Regions from separate parts of the Mus musculus genome. Here region 1 is linked to region 2. Evidence: chromatin loops called from intact Hi-C (ENCODE). Cell type or tissue: heart. All regions are shown on one strand.

Evidence for each region. A loop is a pair of places that touch in the nucleus more often than their neighbours do. Peaks named below come from ENCODE experiments on the same cell type or tissue, not always from the same donor. Only the 100,000 strongest peaks of a DNase experiment are listed, where the experiment ranks them.
Region 1: a loop joins it to region 2, with 2.3 times the contacts of the local background. A loop is called at or near these places in 1 of 42 quality-filtered maps.

The regions. Positions count from the first base shown.
Region 1 is chr10:128,300,885-128,304,884 of GRCm38, forward strand. Pan2 (PAN2 poly(A) specific ribonuclease subunit) reads left to right here and starts at 2,451. Exons shown (of 26, transcript NM_133992.3): 1 at 2,451-2,587; 2 at 3,211-3,609. The coding sequence starts at 3,328. In heart, no CTCF peak of the experiment used is centred here; DNase peaks (open chromatin) are centred at 2,407 and 2,707; H3K4me3 peaks cover 2,598 bases; H3K27ac peaks cover 2,450 bases.
Region 2 is chr10:128,095,182-128,099,181 of GRCm38, forward strand. It overlaps Baz2a (bromodomain adjacent to zinc finger domain, 2A), which reads left to right. Exons shown (of 30, transcript NM_054078.2): 2 at 1,258-1,342. Among named protein-coding and RNA genes, the nearest start is that of Baz2a, 4.4 kb to the left of the region's middle. In heart, a CTCF peak has its summit at 1,545; DNase peaks (open chromatin) are centred at 1,750, 2,170 and 2,610; H3K4me3 peaks cover 2,373 bases; H3K27ac peaks cover 2,236 bases.

The DNA.
Region 1 (4,000 bases), 210 kb after region 2:
GTAGTCAGTGCTCTTAGCCGCTGAGCCATTTCTCCAGCCCTGTATTTTGAGTCTTCTAACTTAGCTTTAGTAACAAGGATTATAGACCTGTATCAGGCTCAACCCATATTCTGCAGTTTAGTTCCTTGTTTTTGAGACAGTTTCTTGTTGCCCAGACTGGTTTCGGAATGACCTTGAGCTCCTAATCTTCCTGCCTCCACTTCCCAAGCGCTGGGGTTACAGGTGTGCTTCGCTCCATGTAAAATTACTGTGTCATTATATTGGATACTGTGAGGAAACTCAAGTGGAAGTAGATTTTGATTCATAAAGTAGTTTATTGAGTGAGGTCTGATGGCACCCTTCTGTATACCCAGTTCTGGGGTTAATATGAAGGGAGGATTACAAGTTCAAGTCTAGTTTGGACTCCTTACTGAGAATTCAGCTCAACAAACCAAAAAGTAACCGATTTACTCCAAGTATCTCAAGCTCCTTAACTCCCGTGGTCTGTGAGGTCTCTTTCAATTATGAGTCTTTAATATGGAGATTTCTGTGTAGGGACTGTCTGGGTCTCTTAGCACCTAAGTCCTTGTATGAAAATTTAAATCTAAGGACCAGCGAAGCCAGAGATCCTTTGAGTTAGGTGTTCTCTATTTTGATGTAGGATTTCTTGGTGTGTGGAATACCCAAGTGCCTATGTCCCCCTTGCCCACCCCATTACTATTTTATTTTGTTTTTTTTTTTTTTTTTTAGATAGAGTTTCAGGTAGGCTAGGCTGCAGAACATCCATAGATGAAGTCCCGATGCATCTGCCTCAGGGTTCTTTCTTGAAGTTCTACTTGCTTGCCTTTATTGAGAGAGAGAAAAATCACACACACACACACACACAGAGAGAGAGAGAGAGAGAGAGAGAGACAGAGGGACAGACAGAGACAGATAGACACTTAAATTTATTTATTATGTATGTGTGCCACAGTATGAATGTGAAGACAACCACATTGAGTCTCAGGGATGGAACTCAGACCCTGACAGTTGGTAGCAGTATCCTTACCTGCTGTACCATCTTGAAATCCTCTTTCACCTTTTTGAAAAGAAATACATTTTTATTTGGATGAGGGGGGTGTTTTGAGACAGGGTCTCACTGTCTAACCTTGGTCGGCCTAGAATTCACTACGTAGACCAAGCTGTCCTCAAATTCACAGAAATCCATTCTGCCTCCTGAGTGGTGGGATTGCCATCCCACTTAGCCTGGTTTTTGTTTGTTTGAAACAGGGTCTCATGTAACCTGACTAGCCTGGGACTTGCTATATAGAAGAAGCTAACCTTGAACACTAATCCTCCTGCCTCAGGATTACTGCCATTACAAATATACCTCCACTATGCCTGGCCCAATAAATGCTTTAAAAGTTTTATTATTGGTGTTTATTATTGGTGAGAACTTTCTTCCACAGGCACCTGTTGAAAGGGATATTCACCATGTAGCCATAGCAAGCCTGGTCCTTACTATCTATGTAGCCTAGGCTGGCCTCGAATTTGTAAGGGATTCCTGCCTCTGCTTTAATAATGCAGGTATTGTAGGTATGGACCACTAGTGGCACAGGGCCTTTAAAAACAGAGATGACAGAGCTGAGTTTGGGCAACCTAAGACATCTCACAGCCTGGACCAATTCCAAAGCAGTTTAGTACACAGCCAGTACCCCCAAATATTTTAGACACGGTGACACACTCTCACAGGAGAGGGAGAGGCAGTAGGATCTCTTAGTTGGAGATTAATCAAGAACCCCTCAGAATAGCTACAGCTCAGTTGACTCAGTTTACTGTTTATCTCTCTCTTGGGGTCAATGTCCAGCTCCACGGTCTAGGGGAATTTTGACAGTCTAGGAGACTTGTTTCTTGGGAAAATTAGGGGACCTCTGGGGACGACACAAACATTGATGGGAATTTCAGATGGATGCCTCTAGAAATAGAGAAAAGGTGGCCACTTGGGCCACACTAGAAGTCAGGCTCCCGCTTCCTTTTTCTTCCCCACATCTAGAAGTCATAGGAAATGCCAGTGAGTTTCGGGGGTACAGGGTCAGAGGTATTGGAATGGCTCACAGGCACAGCAAGATGAAGGTCTATACGCCGGGAATGATGAAGGCCACGCTGGGAATACCCACCGGGCGAGTCCCAGTGCTTAGCCTCTGGCGCCCCTTTAGTCTAGTTCTTATTCAGGGAGCGTAAAAGCTTGGCTTCAAAGTCTAAAGTTAATTTTGCTTAACAAAGCCTGAGAGCGAAGGGATTACTTTTCGTAACACCAAATAGATCCGCGCCTGATTCAGTTTGTCCCCGGTGGCATTCCGTAACCTTGTTTTGGCGGAGGCTACGTCACTCTCCTTCTCAGGCGCTGCCTGTACCTGGCTTTTTCTGATTGGCTGGGATGAGCCCGTGGCCCCCGCTGATTGGAAGCGATGGCTGCCAATCCACCGTCCGTCTTGCTTGGGTTAGGTTGAGCTAGAGGCGGGGGAGTAGTAGGGAAACTGGAATTTCCCGCGGAGCTGACGGCGCTTTCTCTACCCCCTACTCGTTTGAATTCCACGCGCTCCAAAATATCCGCCATGGAGAAATCTTGGTAATGACCCATTCCCCGTAAGCATCCCAGGAACACGTCTTGACCTTTGCCCTAATCCTTCCCCTCCCGTCCCCTGCGCTGGGGGAGAATTCTGGGTAACCAGTTTCTCTGGTTCGCTCAAAGAATTCTGGGTAGCTATCCGTTTCCATTACTTCCCCCTTACCCCCGCCCCGTTTGTGGGTAACTGGCCGTTCTTGTTACCCACCCCCTGGAGAATGCTGGGTAACCACTGTAAAGGATTCTGGGAAACTGGCTTGTCTTGCCCCCTTCACCGCCCAGCCCCTTTGTCTCATGTCCAATTCTAAGAAACAAGCATTTCAGAGCTCTCCCCCGAACTCCAGCCCCTATCAAACCCGCTCCCTTCACCTTGTGGTTCAGGAGAAAGGGAAGTCAAGAGTTAGATCATTTGGTGGGCTGGCAGGGAACTTAGGAAGTTTAGAGGTGCAGAGTAAGGGACACTGTCATGCCACTCACAGTACAGCGTTGCCCTTGTCCTCTTCATGCATGCTTCCGTCTTTGCCTGGCAGTCTCATCCCCTCTGCCTACCTGATTGTCCTGTCCACATAGAAGATACTTCCAGTACCTAGGCCTATCCCTGACTGCGCTGCCTCTTTCCCTTGCAGGCCAGAATGTCCATTCTAGGTTCACTGGTGCTGTCCTCCTGAAGGCTGGGTCACTTGTCTGTAGGAAGCGTGGCAAGGGAGGGTGTGACTCCGGTCTGACCAGCGGCCACTATCGTCATGAACTTTGAGGGTCTGGATCCTGGACTGGCCGAATTTTCCCCAGCTATGCATTCTACCCTGGACCCAGTCCTGGATGCCCACCTGAATCCAAGTTTGCTACAGAATGTGGAGCTAGACCCAGAGGGAGTGGCCTTGGAGGCTCTTCCTGTCCAGGAGTCAGTGCACATAATGGAAGGTGTCTACTCTGAGTTGCACAGCGTGGTGGCTGAAGTGGGAGTGCCTGTGTCTGTCTCCCACTTTGATTTACATGAGGAGATGCTGTGGGTGGGGAGCCATGGGGTAAGAACTATACCCCTTTCTGAAGGCTGAAAGGGTGTATTAGAAATCTTTATCTGGTCTTTGCCCAAGGACAGCTCTTTGCAGGTAGTCAAAACTGAGTTGAACTGATGAGAGTTAGCTGGGTCTTTCAAACCAACAAGGGAGTGGAGAGATTAACTACATATTTAGTTTCATAAGGCATTCCACTCTGTCAGTTCTCCTATCACTACTGTGTTTTTGCGACAACATCTCTCTCTATAGTCCAGGCTGATCTAGAACTCACAGCAGTCCTCCTGCTTTTGCCTCCAAAGTGCTGAGTTTCCTTGTATGTAACCATATCTGACTGTTGTTTATTGTTTTTGTTGTGTTGTTGTTTGTTTATTGTTTTTAAAGACAGGGTCTCTCTATCCCA
Region 2 (4,000 bases):
TTCTCCTTTCTCCAGGGCGTGGAGGTTAGTGGGCTTTTGGAAAGATAAGGTGTATCCCCCCAGGCGACCTTTGTCCTTTTGTGTTTTTTCCAGACAAAGTCTCACAATGAAGTCCTGACTAGTCTGGAACTGGATTTGTAGACCGAGCTGGCCTTGAGCTCACAGGGCGATCCTCTCCTCTATGCCTCTTCAGTGTAGGAATGAATTACAGGCGTAGGTTGCCGTGACTGACTTTATAAACTCATTTTGACAGGGGAGAGAGATTTTGTTCTGTCTCCTCCTTCCCTTAGTAATCTACTTAGCTCTGTTGAGGGAGAGGAACCATGTGCTGAGCCCACATTTTTGGCTTATCTTAAAGAGATCTTCCTTTTGAAACCTATCTGAACTTTTTATAATGATGGGTGGGTAAAGCATCTCCCACACTCAGAATCCCTGTCTGGGGTAAAGACATTGGCGTTAGACTGCGGGTTTGGTTCAATCAGACTCTGTCCACACCCAGATTTCCAAGCTCTTGGGATCCCCCAGAGAAAAATGTATTTGTTGACCCCTCAAAACCAGCCAGAATCTTGTTTCTGTGTGTCGCTCTTTCTAAGTCTTCAGACTTAGCTTTGCGTAGTTTAGGCAATTGTTTACATTCTAAAACTACATTTCATTGATTTGAATGGGAATTATGAAGCCAGAAGTCTTGAATTGGAAGGAAGGGGAATGCAGTTCCCTTCTAGTCATATTTTATTTACTGTGTGACTTTGAACAGGTCGGGGAGCTTCTGTGGGTCTTGAGTTCTTCACCTAGTGAGTGAGAGGTAGGAACTGAAAAGAAAAAGCTGTAACATACGACACTGTTTCCCATCTTGGGTCCCTGCAATAACATTCAGATGAAAGCTAAGCCATAATTCCTGTCTAGACTTCCAGTTCTCCAAAGAACACAGCCATGTAGCCTTGTTGGAAAAGGTTTGGGAGATGGGCGGTGGTGGCGCACACCTTTGATCCCAGTACTTGGGAGGCAGAGGCAGAGGCAGGCGGATTTCTGAGTTCGAGGCGAGTCTATCGAGTGAGTTCCAGGACAAGCCAGGGCTACACAGAGAAACCCTGTCTTGAAAAACCAAAAAAGAAAAAGAAAAGGTATGGGAACAGAAAAATATTTGGGTCAGTTTTTTGGTTATCTTACTGCTTATCTTCTACCCTTTGGCCACATTTAGGCTAGATTCAGATCTTGACTGTGTGGAGCCAGAGCCAAGTCTCCTTTCCCCATGTGCAGGATTCTCTCCAACGACCAAGGTCCTGCAGATGACACCAGGAAAGCAGTGATCCAGGCAGGACCAGGTTGTCCCTACAGGACATAGGTGAGTATACTGCTTCCTTTTCATCCCTGTAAAATCGCTCCCTATGTATCAACTTCCACTTTTTCATCACCACCCTGCTGAGGAAATAAACAGCCCCGAAATGGTCCTAGAAATGGGTTCTAGCCGTTATGGTTAATCCTGGGATATGGCTCACCTTTCAATTTGACCTGCGTGAAGCAAGACTCCAACCCTCAAAGAGATGCTGGTGAAGCAGGGAACTGCTGGGAGGGATTCTGGGCGCTAGGACCCAGATTCGGATCGGGGCCGGGCACTAGGACCCGGCGGCCGCGGCGGTGGAGGGCGGTGCTGCCGGCCCCGTTTCCCCGCCCCCTCCGTTTACTCCTCCCCCGCCGGCCATGTTGGCTCAGCTCAGGCCCCGCGGTTGAACCGCGACCCCCTTCCCCCTCCCAGACCCCGCACCCTGCACCCCTCTCCCGCGGGAGTCTCCTCCCTCCTGGCGCCCGGAGCCTGGCCATGTGAACCGCCCGTCCCCCGGGGAGAAGCGAGCCCCGACCGGGCTGGACGCGGTCGCCTCAGGTTTGTTGGGTGTGCGGCCGGGGGCCGAGGGTCGGGCGCCCGGTGTCCGCGGGAGTTCCTCAGGCAGCTGGCGCCTCAGGTGACCGGGACTTCTCCCCGCTGGGACGCCGCCGGAGCTGTTGGGAGACCCCGGCCGGGCGCGGGTGGCGGCTGACGAGGCCCCCTGAGGTGGCGGTGCGGTCGGGCTCGGCTGGGGTGGAGACCCATCCAGTGGCGGCGGAATCCCCGGGAGGGCTCCACCTCCTGGGGCGGCGGGGTCGCGGGCGTGCAGGGGATGGACGCGGGGCTTCCCACGGTGGGCTACACCTGAGGCTCGTGCGGATGGGGGTTTCGGCCGCGGTGAGTGGGGGTGACTCCGCGGTGACTCCCCGGAGAGCCTCGGGTTTCTGTTCTCCGGGTCGTGGAGAGGGCCTGGCTGTCGGTCGTGCTGGCCTGGCTTGGGGCCCTGGAGCCCCGGGAGAATCCCTGACTCTAGAGATGGGGGTTGATACAACTCATACTTGGCGTCTGGTTTGAGTAGGGCCGAAAACTGAGGGGAAGAATAAAGAGGGATTCCTTCCCAAGGAAATCCTCTCCAAAGGGGATCCCCGTTTCCGTAGAGAGACGGTGCTCTCGCATCATCCCTTTCTTTCCCGGCGTTCCCGACTTGCACAAGTCAATGCCAATAGCAGGCATCCTTTGTGGAGCTTACAGGAATGAGGGATTTGTATCCTTCGGGGGGAGTGGTGTTGGTGGGGGCGATAGCTTCCACCACCTCCATCTGTACACAAACTGCCCCTCCCCCAGCCTCCCGCAGGAAGTGGCCTGGAAATGGCAGCTGTGCGTTCGATGCTGCGTCTCTTGTTGTTTTGAAATGACCATTTTAATCTGATTTGGTTTCATTTTCTGAAGCCTTCTGGGCAGGCTTGGATCTGCCAAACGTTAGACTTTTTCCACTGTAGTATTCATTTGTCATCTAGTAGTCGGTCAACTATAGTTGACCCACTGATCTTGGTCCTCCTTTGTACACTGTCTCTTCTGGACCCCACTCCTGCCCCAACCAAGTTAGAGGTCATAGAAAATCAAAGTGAGTTATCACGAGCAGTGATCACTCTTCAGAACAAGCAGTGCAGATTGAGTGTAGAAAGCTGCCAAGAGTACTTGAGATCTTTATGGAATTAGAGTGGCTTTCTTGATCCTTAATATTTTTAAGCATGACAGTTTTTCTTTTTTGCAAATCATCGGAGCAAATAAGCTTGTGGAGAAAAGGATACTTATGAGATGTGGAAGAAGGGAAAGGGGGAAGATGTGTACTTATGATTAGTATATAGGGATGGGGACTGATTATTATTACTAACGAGAGTGTTAAGCTTGTTCCTCAGTGGTGAGTTTAGTCCAGTCCTGCAGGGAAACCTCCTCGTTGACTTTTTTACCTTTTACAGAACAAATTAGGGGAATTTGCTATCATGATGTAACTTTCGTCTATACAAGGCTGGCTGGCTGGCTTTCTTTCTTCCTTTCTTTCTTCTTTTTAAACATTTATGTTTGTGAGTATACTGTCAGTCTTCAGACCAGAAGAGGGCATCGGATCCCATTACAGATGGTTGTGAGCCACCATGTGGTTGCTGGGAATTGAACTTAGGACTTTGAGCAGAGAGCCAGTGCTCTTAACCACTAAGCCATCTCTCCAGCCCCAAAAGAATATTTCTTGAAGGGTAGGGTTTTTTCTTTTTCCTTAAAATTTTTGTTGTTGTACTTTATGTGTATGGGTCTTTTGCTGCATGTATGCCTGTGCACCACCGGTGTGCCTGGAGCCAGCCCATAGAGACCCGATGCAGGGTTTAGATTGCTGGGATTGGGGTTACAAAATAGTTGTGAACTGTCTTGTGAATGTGAAGACTGAACTCCTGTCCTCTGGAAGAACAGCGCTTAACTGAGGAGCCATCTCTCCATCCCAAAATAACGTGCTTTTGTTATTTTTAATTGTTGGTCTGCAGGGGCTGGAGAGGTGGTTCAGCAGATGAGAGCACTGGCTGCTCTTCCAGAGCACTGGGGTTCAATTCTCAGCTCCCACATGGCAGTTTACAACTGTCTGCAGCCCTATGTACCAGTTCTAGAGGATCTGACACCCTCACACAGGCC